2 separate regions of the Homo sapiens genome follow, and region 2 is linked to region 1. A link is an interaction called in ENCODE POLR2A ChIA-PET data of the cell type or tissue named here. Cell type or tissue: Caco-2. All regions are shown on one strand. Links, peaks and the distances in the headings refer to the core of each region. The heading gives the core; the rest is flanking DNA.

Region 1 (8,861 bases), core at 1,355-6,354:
GAATTAAATGTATTAGCTCAGATTGTCATAACGTCTCAAGAATAGAAGGAGGGTAATGTTTTATGTTTATGTAATAAGTGAAAGGAGACTATTATTATGCATAATATATATATTTGAATCCTATTTAAATCGGCAAAGAGTTCATTCTTGACACTGATTCTCCTACTCTGGCAAGATAAGGTCAGTAGGAAAGACATAAATATGGCAATTACTCTGTGTGTAATTTAACATTTGCATTTTCCACAAAATTATAATGTCCTTTTGTTCATCACCGTACCCTGTATTGTTGATTTTTTGAAGGGGTGTGCTTTGAAGTTTCTAATTTCTGTTGAATGTAATATTTTAGTGTGGCGCCCAAGGGCTAGAGGAAGGAGGGATGGACAGATTGGTGGATATCAACCATATAAACGTTGTGTAGGAGAGGGAGAGTTGCATTACTTGTTGATGTTCAGGTGGGAGGGACCCTTGTCCTCTACCTGGAGATGAGTTCTGTTTGTGAATCCCACATAATTTTTGAAGACTGCACTTGATGAGTACCTCCCTCTCTGGAGTTTAGGCAAGTTTTAAGATGTGTCCCGGAGTTCACGGTATATTTCTTTGTTTCCCTTTGCCTCCCACCCAATAGCCATTCACTCTTTCAGATGATTGGAGCTGCTCTCAACACTACAATGGAATAGAAATGAAAATGGGAAAACATTCCTGCCTTCAAGGATCTTGTTAGATGCTCTCTCTCCCACTTCTTCTCCCTGTGTGTCTCTGAGACCAGATATAAGTAAATACCTATAAAGGAAAAAAGTCAGAATTCGGTAGCACCCCACCCCTTTCCTGGGCCTTTTCGACCCTAACCCCTCTCTTGTTGACTGCATTCTGGTCTCACTGGTCTGTCCTCTCATGTCTTTGTGCACTCCATTTTCCTCATTCACTTATTTAGTTTCTGTGAGTGTGCGTTGTTTGCCCGCTCCAGCAGTAGCAAATGAGTTGGCCTTTGAACTTCCTGCGTGTTTCCATTTCTTTCTTGAGGGGTAGGGATAAGAGGAGAGGTTGATAGTGGTGATAATAGAGTATCTTTGCTCCTAAAAGGTAAAAGAGGAAAATCCCAGGCATTGTACAGCAGTGCACTAGCACCCATGTCAGAGTAGCTCTTGTTGCTTGGTGCGTATTAACTCTGGGACAATCCACTGAAGTGGCCTCTTTGTCAAATGCATGCCTGGCCCTGCATTCAGACAGCATTGCAGGGCAGTATGAAATACAGAGATGGAATGAGACAAGCAGTGGCAATGCCATGTCACCTGCACAGTCGGGGTGGGTGGGCTGTGCCTACAGTGCTATGGGGGTCAAGAGGAGGAGCAGATAACGAAAGCCTCTGGGAGAGGAGACATAACCTTCAAGGTTAGGGGCCTGGTGATTCAGAGAATGGTAATGCTTCTGATCAAGGCATGTTTAGTCCTCAGACCACTCATGGCACAAGGGTAAAGACCACCATGCATGGTCAGCCATGGTTCCATGGCTGTGGGCTGTGGGAGTTAGTGGGCCTGTGGATTTCCGCTAGAACATGCCCAATTGACCGTACCAGGGAGCAGTCCAGCAGACAGGTTGGGACATGATAGGACTGTCATCCAAAGCTTCAGCGATGCTTCCTGAAATTTCTGTGAGGCTGGTGTGGTTCTCCCCTTTGAATTTACTCTTCTTTCTGTGATTTCCCTCAGTCTTCATCCCAAGAAAGTTATGGCATTGTGTTTAATTTGCCTTAATTTATCTTTTCTTTTTTTTCTTTTTTTTAGACGGAGTCTTGCTCTGTCTCTCAGGCTGGAGTGCAGTGGCACGATCGATCTCGACTCACTGCAACCTCCACCTCCCAGGTTCAAGGGATTCTCCTGCCTCATCCTCCCGAGTAGCTGGGATCATAGGCGCATGCTGCCACACCTGGCTAATTTTTTGTATTTTTAGTAGCCCGTGTTAGCCAGGATGGTCTCGGATCTCCTGACCTCGTGATCTGCCCACCTCAGCCTCCCAAAGTGCTGGGATTACAAGCATGAGCCACCACGCCCAGGCCTTATCTTAGTATTATTCCTGTATATGCAGAAGTTGCCCTGTCGTTGCAGCTGTCATTTCACAAGCACCTTCATGAATAATAATAGCCGAGCTTGCAAGTGCTAGCCTCTGTTCCCTGTGTTTTATGTAGACTAACTCTTAATTATTGTCATAACCCTGGGAGGTAGGGACTATTATCCTCTTTTACAGATGGGGAAGCTGAGGTACAGGGCATTCAGTACTTGTCCAAAGTCACACGTGTAGTAAGTAGCAGAGCTGGCATTATGGACCCAGGCAATCTGGCCTAGGAGCCATTGCTCTAAATATGTGTGATACTTCCTCAGGACAAACAGTGATCATGTTTGGCCCTAGGAAGTCAGGGAAGGAAAACATATAATCCTTGCCACCAGTAGAGAAAAAAGACACACCCATAAAAATATCAGAAGCCATGTAGGATCTCTCCATACTGATGTGCTGCCTGTTTTGTTTGCTTTTATCAGTCCAAATATTTTTCTTTGGAGCCACAAGAGGTGCACCATTGCCAGCCAGCTGGGTGACCTTGGACAATTCATTTCACTCCCTGCCGTATCTGTAAAATGCAGGTGTGAGATCAAATCATCTTCAGGGTCCTTTCCAGCTCTGAAGTTCTGTGGTTCTGTGGTTTTGGAATGTTTTTGCGTAAAGCACTTGGCAGCACTAGAAACAGTCAGCATTTCCGAGTGCATTTCTTTCTGACTCTCTTCTTCACCCATGTAGAATTTCTGAAGTATCCTGTGATCTTTATTAATCACATAGGGACTGTCATCTTCTCAGACTAGTGGAATGGCTAAGGTGCCCTCTGCAGAAGATATCTTAGCTAATGTTCTCATTACTGACTAATTGGCTAACGAGACTTCTCTCACATTGCATTTAGGCTGATTGATAGTTTTCTATCACCTGATGGGTGGAATGGACAGCCAAACCAATTATCACCACAAAGAGAGCCCCATACAGCAGAGCAGTGTAGCTCGAGACAAAGGGCCCTTATAGATTATGTCTAATCAGGGTGCCTGCTGAGAGTTTGTTAAACAAAATGATTTTCTGAAAAGTACAGTTTAACATGCGTTGAAATACACGTACCTTAGGGTCATATGTAACTCAGTGGGCCTTGTCTTATTGAAAGCAATGTGTTTCTGATTATGTAAATATGGATAGCCTGCATAACTAGTTAGCTGTATAACTAACACTAGTTAGCTTTGTGCTGAATGAAGACGTGCGTTTGTTTGTTCAAAACTGAAGCTGCAGGCCTCCTGTGAGTCACATTGTGGGAGACATGCTCTACTTAGATGGAATCTTGTAGACATAGGGCATTACTCAGATTCCTTTTTGTATTTTCTTTTCATGTTGCTCAGGCTATTTAAAGGAAATAATATTCAGGTCACTTGCTTAGTCATTTAAATTGAGTCCATTTCTTTGTAGCTAATGCATTAATTTATTGAAATCTCTATTTAAAGTGCAAACTCCAGTTTTAGAGCAGAAAGATAATAATGTGCTAAGGATTCGTGTTAAAACCTAACCTGAGGAACTTCTTGATCCGTTCTTAGTTTGTTTTTTGTTTTGTTGCTGTTTTGTTTTTGTTTTTTTTTTTTCAAGCAGAGGGTCAGAAGTCATTTATAGTGCTTCCCTATACACAGTCTTGAGCTTCAGGTTTTCTGGGAACAAAAACATCAGGGTTCTTAGTGCCTCACTTTCCCAGTAATCTACTGAACTGTGTTATATGATCGTCAGTGGACTAAAAGATACCAGTGAATTAATATAAAGTCTTTTAGTTCTATTTCCCCCAAGCAGGGCCACAGCGATGTCAGCTGGGATCCTTGGAACTTGTGACAATATCAGTCTGATATAAATTCTTGTGTTGAAGCAAGTTTCAGTATTGGAAAGTGGGACTGAAGAGCACAGAGCACTGACCATAGCAGCAGCATGTACCATAGTGTGCTTCTGAGCCACCGTCATCTTCAAGGTGTTTTCTAAAATACACACCAAGAGTTGGATTCTAAAGATTGGCTCTAGGAGACAAACTTTTGGGAAAAGAAGTGAAAGAAAGCATGGTTATTTTTATAACTTAACAATTTTCCAGTAAATTATTCTTGTCTGACTGTTAAATAGAGGGACAGAGGAAGAAAGGATATGCCACTTGGAATGGGAAAAGGAGGGCTGGAGCACAAAATTGGCCGTGGTTGAGGTAGAAAATAGGCAGCTGTTCTTCTCATCTTCTCCTGAGCCTTCTGCTCCAGGAGATTCCTGCTGGAGCTGTGCTTGGACTCTCTGGCACACCGTACAGTCTACACTGAGCCATCAAAGAAGTTGCAGGAGAGGTGCTGATCTAGCTCAGCACCCGACTTGAAAGGGTCATTGTGTGGCACAGCAGTGGCATGGCTGTTTTCAAGGGAGCAGGTTTTTAATCGCGGTAGCTGTTTCATCCTCCCTGTAGTATTCTCTGACAGTGAAGATGGAGCCAGTAAATACTCATGTTCCTGCATGCTGGGTGACGGAGGTCTTGCTTTACATCCCTCTCTCCAGCTGCTGTGTCCACTTGAGGCAAATGTATCCAGGAAAGCAGTGAGGCAGGCAACGACAGGGGCCATTGGTAGATGTTCCCTTGGCTCATTTTAATACATACTGCGTCAGAATGGGCCTCACATGTATTAGAAATCACACACACTTGTTATTCAATGAAAACCTTGACTGACACTGTGTGTAAGCTCAGTTAACAGCAGAAGTACTGTTGACAACAGAATAAGGCTGTAACAGTGGCCAGTCATTTAGAAAAGGAATCGGTCCTAATCCTTACTTTCCTGTATAATCTATTCCCTTTCGTGGATATGCTTTGTTTCTGGTTTGAGTTCATCTCAATTCATTCTCAACTATGCTCTTTGTTCTTTGAACTCCCCAGTAAGAAATACATCAGGATAGAACTCTACCCAAAAAGTAGATAATGTGTTCCGAAGGGAATTAAACTAAAGCATTACCGTTCAACCTCAGGTAGAGCAATTTGGTGCTAAACTTTATTAATGTTAGTTTTTTGTTTTTGGGTTTTTTTTTTTTTTTGAGACGGAGTCTCGCTCTGTTGCCCAGGCTGGAGTGCAGTGGTGCAGTCTCGGCTCACTGCAACCTCCACCTCCCGGGTTCAAGCGATTCTCCTGTCTCAGCCTCCTGGGTAGCTGGCGTGCCACCACGCCCGGCTAAATTTTTGTATTTTTAGTAGACGGGTTTTCACTGTGTTAGCCAGGATGGTCTTGATCTCCTGACCTCGTGATCTACCTGCTTGGCCTCCCAAAGTGCTGGGATTACAGGCGTGAGCCACTGTGCCCAGCAATGTTAGCATTTTAATGGAAAGATTTTTACATATATTCCCTAGAGGTAAGGATGTGGTTTGTAATTTAAAAGCTATATGTTATTAAGTGATGATTGCAGTAATTATACTATTGGATAAAACAAGGAGGAAAACCTGGGTCCTGTGTTCAGATATCTGATTTGGAAAGGACTCCGTTGATTTCACATATTTGGAACATGAACTTTCTGTTTTTCAGGGTTTCACCTTAGAATTTCCTTGGCTTGGCCGGGCGTGGTGGCTCATACTTCTAATCCCAGCACTTTTGGAGACTGAGGCAGGTGTGTCACTTGAGGTCAGGAGTTCGAAACCAGCCTTGCCAACATGGTGAAACCCTGTCTCAACTAAAAATACGAAAAAATTAGCCAGGCATGGTGTGGCAGGCACCTGTAATCCCAGCTACTCAGGAGGGTGAGACAGGAGAATTGCTTGTACCTGGGAGGCAGAGGTTGCAGTGAGCCGAGATCATGCTACTGCACTCCAGCCTGGGCAATAGAGCAAGACTCCATCTCAAAAAAGAACTTCCTTGGTTCATATTGTTGGACAACTGAATACATTTTTAGCTTGTGTCTGGTAACTGTTTCCCAGTGGGGTTTGTAGATGTTGCTTTGCCTGCCTCTACCCATGTATAACCTCCATCAATATGTTATTTGATTTGGTTGTATATTATTAACTGGAACTTCCTGGAATTAGACAAGCAGGGATTCAAACTACAATCAAATAATAGCAATGCCCTCTTTGTTACTTTCCTTTCAAATCTAAAGCAAGACAAAAATTCAGCTACTGAATAGTTGAATACTGAAAATCAGAGGTATCTTCACAGAGCTAGTAAGCATCAGACTTGGTTTGAATCCAGGTACTCTGATTCCAGATCTCAGTGCTCTTAACCACTGTGCTATATGGCGTTATGGAGCATCTAGCACAAAATAGACATTCAGTGAGGTGATCAGACATCATTTGGGAGTTGAGGTGCTCCTCAGGTTGGGCCCACCCAGCCTTTCCTTCTGATCCTTGTTCTTCAGTATTCTGCCACTCAAACCCAGTAAAATCTTTCTTTCTCATACCATATGTCTTCCAACTCCATCTCTTTTTCAAGGTATGTGTGAACATTGGACATCAAAACTTCAATGGTTTATTAAGAGTTTAAATTTCTAAGTAATCTACTCCATTTCTGTCTAAGTCAAATCACAACCAGACTATCTCACATCAGATGTTCATTTATAAGGAATTAACTTCCAGGTTGAGTCTAAGGATCAGTTTGTATTTGGTCTGTCTCTTCATAGGCTACTTTGTAAGCTATAAAGAGTCCTAGACAAGAACGCAGAAACCCTGGGTCCTCGTCTTGCCTCCATCCTGATTCTTGTCTGGCTTACCTCATGGAATTCTTGTGAATGAGATAGAAGCCTTTTGTAAACCCTTGGTTGCTATACAAAGCTGTTGTTGCTGTTGTTGTTGTTATTATTATTGGTCCACACTGTGAGAAGGGTGGTATATAATGATGACTCTGAGACCCATTGCAGGGTGGTTAGTCGTCAAAAAACAACTCATTTATGTTCAGGCCATTGTAGTTCCAAAGGTGGGCACATTCTTTTATAGACCTCACAAAGATTTTAAAATAAGAATGCACACTTTAAAAAAGTCTCATAGCACTGCTTAATGCAAGCAGACATTATTCCATTGTGTGCCCAGTGCCATGCCAACATTTGAACATTTATTCAGTCCTTACACATGCATACTTAATCATCCCGATAACCCTGTGTGGTGAGTACTGTTGTTATCCTCATTTTATATATGTGGAAACTGAGAGCTTAGGTGACTTATCCAAGATCACAGAGCTAGTAAGCATCAGAGTTGGTTTGAATCCAGGTGCTCTGATTCTAGAACTCAGTGCTCTTAACCACTGTGCTATATGGCCTTATGGAGCATCTAACATAAAATAGACATCCAGTGAGGCGATCAAATGTCATTCGGGAGTTGAGATGCTCCTCAGGCTGGGCCTGCCCAGCCTTTCCTTCTGATCTTTGTTTTTCAGTATTCTACCACTCAAACCCAGTAAAACCATTCTTTCCCATACCGTACCTCTTCTTGCTCCATCTTTTTTTCAAGGCTGAGCCCTTCTCTGCAAAGCCTTTCCTCGCCACTCAGGTTTTGCGTGAGCTTCTTCCTTTTCTAGATACCTACATTTTGTATTTGGAAATTAATTACGGCCTCTATTCATGGTCATCTTTTCATATGTTTATGTCATTGCCACAGGGCTTAGTTATAAATGGCATGGAAAAGCCCTTGCCATTTGTTTCGAATAGCTCTTAGTGCAATGATGTTCACAGGATGTGTTCAATAAGTGCTTCTAGGTCTATTGATTATGTGCAATCCATATAGGAAAAGGATGTTCAGCCAGAGCCTTATTCTTGTATGCTTTTTGGAAATTCCAAAACAGACTCATGCTCTGAACACCCGTTCATGGTTAGAAGCTGGTGGCTTTTCCCAGGAAACACAGTTTCTCCCTTTCTACAAACTTTTGACCAGAAAGAAAAAAATCACCCAGTGCACAAGAGCCCGATATTTTCTTGAAGGATAAGCAGCCAGTTGCATTCTCTCACTTTTTTTTTTTTTTTTTTTTACAAACAATGAGAGGTTTTTTTCCAATGGTAGAAATGACATAAATTCATTGTAAGGAACTTTGGAATTTATCAAAAAGTGTAAAGGCAGAAGAATAAAAATTGACCATATTCCTAGATGTCGAGTAAGTTTTCCTCAGAATAAATCTTTAGAAATGACGTTGACAGAATGAAGAGGGTTCAAATATTAAGTTTTTGGTAACATACTGCCAAATGCCCTTCAGAAAGTTTGTACTAATTTACCCATTTGTATCATTGATATGGATGTGAGTCTAATACTTTCAGTATTATATAATGTGTAATAAAAATTATTTTCAGATAACTTACAGGTTTAATAGTCAAAGTACAGTACCCAATTGCTTAGACTTGATGAGGAACTGAATGGAAGTAAAATGATTTTAAATATCTGGTTTACTAAAACCAATTAACAATTTCACTTTCCTTAAAAGCAGAATAATTTCAAGTCTGAAGTTTTCATTCAGGTTAAAATCAGTCTACATTCAATGCTAGAGGTTCAACAAATTCTAAGACAGGTCATCCGCTACAAAGATAGGCTGGAGCAGCCACTTTCAATTTTGCCTGAATTTTATCACTAACTGTGATAAAAGGGCACTTAACCTCTTTTAGCTTCCCTTGCCTTGTCTTTGAAAATGAGTGGGTTGAACTAAATTATATCTACGATCATTTCCAATTCTGTGATTCTAGAACCATCAATCTAAATCTACATGGATACAACCAGAGCTATAGGAATACTGTTTAGTGGGTGGGAAAATGAAATGTGCACAGACAGGTAAATTTAAGGCTAAGTAGAGTTAAGATCCAAGTTTCATATTTTCTTTGGA
Region 2 (8,861 bases), core at 2,252-7,251, 260 kb after region 1:
AATTTAAATGTAAATAGTGGGTACCGCCTCGGACAGCATGGCTCTAGGTTACATGGTCTTCATAAGGAACTGGAAGTCAGGAATGGCAGCGCATCTGCTGGCCTAGGGGCGAGGGAACAGAGCAGAGTCTGCAAGCTGACAGAGAACAGCACTTACAGTAGCAGCATATGGCTTGCGCCCTACAACATAACGAAGACTGATCTGTGACAGATTCGGGGAAACATCTTTCCCTGTCGGCCTCCCCTCCTCCACTCATTCTGATTGCAGGGTGGAGAAAGGGCCTCCATAGTCAAGCCTGGTTATTGTCAAGCTCAATTTGCCATGACTTTTATTTTCCAAAAAGCAATCTGGCCAGCTGTGGCTGAAAATGAAATCACCAAAGTGACAGCCCCTCACCCCTCCGCTGATTATTGATTTATAAAGAATCCAGTCCGTGTTCCGGTCTGTCCTCCTATCCTATGGTCATGTGTATTGCTGGCAGATCCCAGGATACAGATGCAGTCTAAGAAATACTTTTTAATATGGGCAGTAAATAGTAACTTGTATTTCTAAATGTGAGGAGATTTTTACTGACCATTCTCAAACATTTTAGAAACAATCTTAAATGTAAAAAATCAGGGCTATAAACCTGAAAGACATAATTAAAATTGTGACCACTAGGACTTTTGGGGTGATGGGGCTCACAAATTATTTTTAAATTAAGTTTCTAAATTTATTTCCATTATCTTCCACTCCACCAGCCACCTGATGATAACACTTTGGGATTTTGAACTGAAGAGCAGCAAAGCCAACTAAAAACCTACCAGAGTTATGCCTTCTGTGAGGTGTGTGAATCAATCATTAGCATTTATAGAGCCCCCCCAAAGACTATTCCTCAGCTCTTTAGGGAAATTAGGGCAAAAATAAAATAGATTACATCAACCTTGCTCAAAAGGCCTTGGCTAACTGGCTGGGGCAATGGTCAGCCATTGTATGTGTGCACGGCCTACAGAAACCTTGCAGTCATATATTCCAAGAGTCCTTCCAACCCTCTTTTGTCCAATTCTGAATCAAAGTAGGCTGTGTAAAGGCAGATTTAGAATAGCTCACAGCATTTTCTTTTTCTTTTTTTTTTTTTTTTTGAGGTGGAGTCTCGCTCTGTCACCCAGGCTGGAATGCAGTGGCGCCATCTCGGCTCACTGCAACCTCCACCTCCTGGGTTCAAGCGATTCTCCTGCCTCAGCCTCCCAAGTAGCTGGGACTACAGGTGCCTGCCACCACACCCAGCTAATTTTTGTATTTTTAGTAGAGACGGGGTTTCACCATGTTGGCCAGGATGGTCTCCGTCTCTTGACCTCGTGATCCACCCACCTCGGCCTCCCAAAATGCTGGGATTACAGGCATGAGCCACTGTGCCTGGCCAGCTCATAGCATTTTCTGTGGGAACGTGGAACCACAAGGGCCTTATAAATGTTATGGAGGTAGTGCTAGAGATTCGCCCTCAGGAAGAGTAAGGGAGGTACCCAGTCTCTAACGATTCTTTATGAAGAAGAAGGAAAATAGTAACTTCAATTCATCCTGACAGGTGATCCAACTCAATGGTTTTCAAGTGAGATAGCAGATCTTAAATCCCCATCTTTTTCTCCTTCCACTGTGGCTGCCCTCTGAGACTTAAGGTCAGCCCTCTGTGCTTTTTCTCTTGCTCAGAGAAACTCCCCTAAAATTCTCTGACCCTGATAAGGATGATGCCCCACTGGGTTTTACTCTTCTCTGGGACCTCAATGGAGGAGGCAAGGCCCTCACTTCACTTCAAAAGTGCACAGCCCTGTGAATCTCTAAGTCCAAAATATCATCTAGTCCATGGTGGTATAAACCATGCACAACACTTTCTTTTTCTCATCTCCAGCTCTCTTGGGATAGCAAGTAACAACCTACTTTTATCACGGTATTCTTTTATTCATCATTTTATTTTTTCATTCAACCAATATTCATTGCATCACCCCAGCGTGTCAGTTGCCTGTCCAAGGCTTGAGAATACCGTCATGAACAAGGTGGATAAAGTTCTCACTCTCAGAGTGTGCACTTTCTAGTAGCCAGAGAAGGCCCATGGAGGTGACACTTGAGCTGAGACAGAATGACAAAAGGAGCCAGCCAAGGGAAGAGCTAGGTCAAGAGTGTTCCAGCCAAGGGAGCAGCTGGCACAAAGAGAGCAAAGCTGGCTTTTCAGGAACAGCAAGAAGGTCAATGTGGCTCAAGAGAGCAGCAGGGAGAGAAGGGTGGGTAAGATAAGGGTTCAGCAGAGGGCAGGAGCCAGCTGATGCACAGCCTGGAAGACCATGGTCAAAAGTGCGAGTTTTAAGCATTATGGGAAGTCTTTGAATAGTGTTAAGCAGGCAAGTAACATCGTCTGATTTATGCTCTAAAAAGCACCCGGGCTGGGCACCATGGTGCATGCCTGGAGTCCCAGTTACTTGGGTGGCTGAGGCAAGAGGATTGCTTGAACCCAGGGAGTCAGGGCTTCTGTGAGCCATGATGATGCTGCTGCACTCCAGCCTGGGCGACAGAGAGAAACCATGTCTCAGATAAATAAATATAAATGTTTTAAAGCAGGTGTCTGGAGAATGGATTGAAGGAGAATATAAGGTTCCTCCTGGCTGGGTCCAAGCAAGTGATGATGATGGCTTGGACTGGGGAAGTGGCAGTGGAGACTGAAGACTGATCAAATTCAGATCTTCTTGTGGCAAGGTCTGCTGAAGGACTGGATTTGGAGCAGGTAGAGGAGGGAAGGAAATGTGAATGATTTCTTGAAATGTTTACTTGGCCAACACAGTAGATGTTGGTATTGTTTTCAGGAGTGGGGAGCAAAGAACCGGAAATTCTATTTTGGACATATTAAGTCTAAGATCCATGTTAGTCAGCCTATATTTTGGGTTACCCTGCCTTTCCATAAGTTCTTCCTTCTGTCTGAAGAACCGTCAGCTTTTCCAGGGCCCTGTACCACATCAGCATTTCATTTAAACCTGTTGCTTTTTGTCAGTTCTTCCTCCCCCAAACCCTGCAGAGGAGTGGATGAGTGTCCCTCCAAAACCCTTCCTATATTTGAATACAGTCACTGTCACCCCTTAACCTTTTTTCCTCCAGGATAAACAATGCAATTCCTTTCATCTTGCTTTGGAGAACCTTTCTTCCATCCCTTTAATTATGGCTATTGCTGCCCTCTGTGCCCCTATAAGTTTTTTACATGCCATTTTGTAGATGCTGGAGCCAAAGTAGGACACAGAAGTCAAATAACAGTGTCACGCCAGTAAAACAAAGAGTGCTTCCTGGCCTTTACATGTCACTCTTTTTCTAAGCCATCCCAGGAAGCCATATCTGGCTGATCCTTGGCCCTGTGACCTCTGCCCCTGGCTTCTGTCTATGCCCAGGCTTTGCCATCCAGTTTTGGTGCCTTTTGTTTTGGGGTTTAAATGCACCATTTTGCGCGTATCTGCTTTGAGTGTGTTTCCATCCTGTTTTTGTGGGGATCATCCAAACACTGTTCAGGGAAAGCCTCAGTCTACCTAAGAGCCTCTGATAAAATGGCCAGTGGCTGCAGCTCTGCACTTTTCCCTAAAGCTGCCGGGAGCTTTGTTATTTTTCACTTATCTATCAGTGTGGTCTTCGGAGTGCTTTCTAATCACTTATCACCTAATCTGCAGAGTCACTTCCTTAACCCTCCCAAGAAGGGTTCCAGAGAAAGCAGAAAGGGAATGTAGGAGGTTTCCAGGGCACTGTATCACGACAGGAGCCATTTCAGACATAATCAGATCTCAAATTTCTCTCTAATTTAGACATATCAGCATGTTACGGCTCTTCCTAGACCATCACAACACCTCTGCAACAAAATACAACAAAAATAAATATCCCAAAATAAAATTAGAGCAAAATACCATAAATTAACAGCAATTGACATCAAAGAACTGTTGATTTACAAAATAATCATTTTTTCAGCCTACATGCATTGGAAGATTGTCTGTGCAGATGCATTTATCATTTGCCTTGGGTTAATACATTCTGATTTGGCATGCTATTTGGTGGGAAATATTTATGTAAGATTTTTATTTCCCATAAATAAGTTAAATGGCAGCCGTAGAAGCAGAGCTTATCTTATTATTATTTGGCTTTGCCCTATTTCCCTGAGTTGGGGGAAGGTGCAGAGTAGCCTAACAGTTGCAAGTTGTACCTTAGAAATATTTCCTAAGCAGTCGGAACCATAAAATGCTTTAAACTAAGCTGAAGGTAAAAGGCTTTTGAGGGAACCCTGAGTGTAGCAGAAAGAAAAATAGGATGGCAAAGGATGTCCACCGTGCTTTTCACCCTGTCAGCAGATGATAGCAACAGTTTGACGTGATATACCGGAAAGATAGAAACAACAACAATGAAACAAGGATGCCTTGGAAAATAAAATGCAAACCTGAAATCAAACGGAATCATTCTGCCCCCCGAACCACTCCTCTCTGCTGCAAACTGCCCCCTATTTTCCTTTCCGGGCCCACAGCTCATGGTTTAACCTGGGAGATTGTAAACTCCAGTTTCGTTCCTCATCCTTAATTTAGCTAGACAGAGCTTTGAAATGGCAACTAAATTACCTTTTGGTGAAATCAAATCTTCCCTACTAGCCTCAAGCAGAGAGGAATCTAGACCGCAAGGGCCAGCTAATGTGTCCCAGCAGCTCCCAGTCACTCTCCTGGAACCCACAGAGGGTGCGCTCTATTGAAGGGTTACTCTCATCCTTTGTACCCCACAGTTTATCCTGTAGGGGGTTATTTTGCACAGCCTTTTCTCTTCTGACTGCCTGCCTAGCAGGAGGTTGCTTAGGGCAGTAAAATGTTTATTACCTGTTTATTGTGTGAGTAACTGCAGTCAAGGAGGAGAAAATATTTCCCAGTTTACCTAGGGCAATGAAAATAGGATTAAGAGTTCTGAGGGCTAAGGAAGGAGCAGTATAAAACCCAGAGAATCATATACCATGCAGCCATGAGAAGCCCAAGTACCCTTGCATTATCCTTTCATTCTAGTCATGGTGACTTTTCCTCTTATTCTCAGACCCGTGTAATTCACCATTATGGATCTGGGGATTGCTGGTGTTCTAAAAGGAAGTCTTTCCCCGGAGAGAGTTTGGCCCCATCCCAGGTGTAGCTATCAAATTGCACCAAAAGAGAGATCATCGGCCTGATTAGCGTTTACATACACATTTATTTCTCTTTCCTCCAAAGTAAGTTACAAACAGCTTAACTTCCACCAACTTTGCAGTGTGGAGATTCAATAAGATATCATATAGCAGTTCAAGCCATTCTGCAACTGCCATTTGTAGTAAATTCTTTTATCATGGTTTAGAATAATTCACGTCTAAGATTTAAAAATTACTATCATAAATCTTCTATTAGTTCTTAAACATGATTTTCCTTCTGCCATCCTCCCCTCCGTCAATTTTTTTCTCTTCTTAAAGACTCTTCCTGTCTTGATCATTAATGGAGCGACAGAGTTTAAGTCCTTTTCAGACTTCACACAATTATACTTAGCCATCTCTGAAGCTGAAATACTAGGGCTTCCTAAAATGCTACTACTCTTAGAAGTGGGCTATAGGATTCAGCTGTAATTACTTCTGGAGTCTGTTATCTCTTCATTCATTCATTGGTTCATTTGTTCCTTTATCCTTTTGGCAGATATGGATTGAACTCCTACTACGTGCCAGCCACAGTGCTGGCCACTTCAGATAAAGCAGTAAACAAAATAGACATAAGTCATCCCTGCCCTCATGTTGCTTACAGACTTGGAGGAGACAGTAACAGAGTATCGCCCAGTTAAATAAACAATTACCAAGTGTAGTAGTTGTCAAGGAGGATTTGTTCAGATGAGACAGTCAAGGTCAGGAACATTTTGACCATTATTTCTGCTCCTGCAGTGAGAGGAACAGCCAAAGCCCAGCTCTGGAGCTCAGCATTCTGACTTGGAGCTGAGCCAAGTCCTGGTGCTCTGCTGCTCTTTTCTGTGGCTCAGGCACATCTCTTGTCCTTGTTTGTAAAGATGAAGCTCACACGGCCTGCTGCAAAGGATGGCCTGCTATGGCTTGCTTGAACTCCTGACCATGTGCTTTAGATCCCAAACTTGAAAACTGTTTCAGAAGTAAAGCACCCAGTTAGAAACAACCCATACATATGGTTTCACAGTGGTCCGGTTGTTTGCAATTTTTCATCAAATTGAACATTTCTCAGTCATCTTCTTCAAGTGCCTGTCTCAAATCTGAGTTCCAAAGCCATCGAGGTGTTTAAGTACAGTCCACACAACATGAATTGAAGAGTGGGCGGTTTGGCAATCTTTATGTCAATATGATACATGGAAAGGTTGCCAGATAATTCAGACTCCACAGATTCACTCTCCTGTTTATCTGAATTGTTAGTTTAATTGATTGAGGAACTTCAGAATCTCCTTTTTTATTTTGTTTTGCACAGGCTCATCTTCTGTACCCATTTACGCTGAGCCTTTTGGTAATGTGCTCACTGCTACCCCATCCTTAGCACTACCTAGGGTTGGAATTATTTTTCTGTAGTAGCAAAGATCCATGGACACGCACACTTTTGACTAGTGAAGAGGAAACTCTAGGGAAATGGAAAACAGGTGCCAATAACCAGCACAGTCAAGCATTTATCCTCTTGAAAATTGTATTTCCCTGGGCATTTAGTGATACCCTTTTGCAGTTGAAGAACCTGAAGCATTGCGAGAGATTTAAGTCTCTGATCTGATGAACACCACTCCGAAGAGTGACAAGGCTTAGCAGTCATCACAGTGCCATTAGATAACAGGATGCTTGGGACTGGGTAGGGCAATGTGAAGATGATGAACTCTTCTGCCTTTTTTCTGTTTGTCTTCATGAGCGTATGGTGAGCCAATACGTTTCAGAGCTGGAATTAAGGCTAAGAATCCTGAAGCCTGTTGATAGTTCTATCCTCAGCTTCTGGACTTCAGTTTTACAGATTGGCTTTCATGCTTCTTTTTAAAACTACCAAAAAAATCTGGGCATATGCTTAGACTTTTTAAAATGTAATACTTGATATATTAAAGCTGATTTTCTTATAATATTATCCTATGATCATAGAGCTAGAGGAAATGTGATACATTATTTTAGGGTTAGGGCCCTCTACTGATACTTTATTCTTTTTTTTTTTTTTAAGTAGAGATGGGGTTTCACCATCTTGGCCAGGCTGGTCTCGAACTCCTGACTTCGTGATCTGCCCTCCTCGGCCTCCCAAAGTGCTGGGATTACAGGCGTGAGCAATACTTTATTCTTTCCTATGGTATTCCTAAGAAGTGGCTTTCCAGCCTCTGCTTGAAGACCTCCAGTGACAGAACATTGACTGACTCATTTTACGTCTGGGAAGTTCATCCTCTTGATGCTTGCTATAATACAAGTTAATGGAGGGCCAATAATGTTAAGATAACTTTGGCCAGGCGCAGTGGCTCACACCTGTAATCCCTGCACTTGGGGAGGCCGAGGCAGGTGGATTACCTGAGGTCAGGAGTTCGAGACCAGCCTGGCCAACATGGGGAAACTGTGTCTCTACTGAAAATACGAAAAATTAGCCAAGTGTGGTGGCGGGCACCTGTAATCCCAGCTACTTGGGAGGCTGAGGCAGGAGAATTACTTGAACCCAGGAGGCGGAGGTTGCAGTGAGCCGAGATCGCGCCACTGCACTCCAGCCTAAGCAACAAGAGCAAAATTCTGTCTCAAAAAAACTAACAAACAAAAAGACAACTTTAAAAATATCTGTGAACTAGGAAAGCAAGAGCTACACCTGAAGAAGTGTAGGTCCTTTTACCTTTTTTTTTTTTTTTTTTTTTTTTTTTGAGAACGGAGTCTCGCTCTGTCACCCAGGCTGGAGTGCAGTGGCGCGATCTCGGCTCACTGCAAACTGCGCCTCCCGGGTTCACGCCATTCTCCTGCCTCAGCTTCCCCAGTAGCTGGAACTACAGGCACCTGCCACCGCGCCCAGCTAATTTTTTGTATTTTTAGTAGAGACGGGGGTTTCACCGTGTTAGCCAGGATGGTCTGGATCTGCTGACCTCGTGATCCGCCCACCTCGGCCTCCCAAAGTGCTGGGATTACAGGCGTGAGCCACCGCGCCCGGACTTTTTTTTTTTTTTACTTTAAGTAGAGGTGACCTGGTGTGGGATGTTTCTTTCAAGACATAGCAATGATTCCCAAACTTCAGTGTATCACCTGGTGAGCTTGTTCCAATTGAAGATACTCGGGCCCCATCCCAGAGATCCAAATCTGGGATGGGCCCCCGAAAGCTACATCTTCAAAGCACCTGTAGCTGATTCTGGTACAGGTGGTCCCTCTGGATTACCTAATTAAGAAACTCTGTCCTAGGCTGGGGAATTTGCAGTTAAATACGCTAAGGGTTTCCTGAGAAATCTTTTACAATCTTCCGTTTTCTCAACCAGAAAATTATTTCCGCCAGCTAAACTCTAGAGGAGCAGTGTATAAACTAGTGAACTCTGCCCTTTATTTTACATCCTGTAGTCCCAGATACTTACATAAAAAATAATGATTGAAGTTTGAATGAATTTCTTCCCAGCATTTGCTAATGAGAGAAAAGTATAGGAGCTTTTGTGTGCATGGCCACAGAATCTTATCCCGCTTCCAGGGAAGGAAAGAACTTCTTCACTACCTGATGTTTTATTTATGCATTGAGTCATTTAAGGTGGCTGGTCACTGGAATAGTTAGGAATGACACTGCAAAAAGGGTCCTTAGATATACAGGATGATCAGCCCATAACATGAGGCTCAGTCTTAGGAAAGTTCTAAGACATGGCTTTGGTTCTTGGACCCAGAACAGTGT

The links. ChIA-PET counts read pairs that join two places held together with the same protein. Peaks named below come from ENCODE experiments on the same cell type or tissue, not always from the same donor. Only the 100,000 strongest peaks of a DNase experiment are listed, where the experiment ranks them.
Region 2: POLR2A ChIA-PET joins it to region 1 with 9 read pairs; 3 of 35 experiments call an interaction of 5 or more read pairs at or near these places.

The regions. Positions count from the first base shown.
Region 1 is chr4:140,032,040-140,040,900 of GRCh38, reverse strand. All of the region lies in intron 1 of MAML3 (mastermind like transcriptional coactivator 3), which reads left to right. All of the region lies in intron 1 of LOC124900783 (a long non-coding RNA gene), which reads right to left. Among named protein-coding and RNA genes, the nearest start is that of MAML3-AS1, 92 kb to the left of the region's middle. In Caco-2, for the core only: no CTCF peak of the experiment used is centred there; a DNase peak (open chromatin) is centred at 3,310.
Region 2 is chr4:139,771,243-139,780,103 of GRCh38, reverse strand. The region is part of intron 2 of MAML3 (mastermind like transcriptional coactivator 3); the gene reads left to right. Among named protein-coding and RNA genes, the nearest start is that of MGST2, 110 kb to the right of the region's middle. In Caco-2, for the core only: no CTCF peak of the experiment used is centred there; no DNase peak of the experiment used is centred there.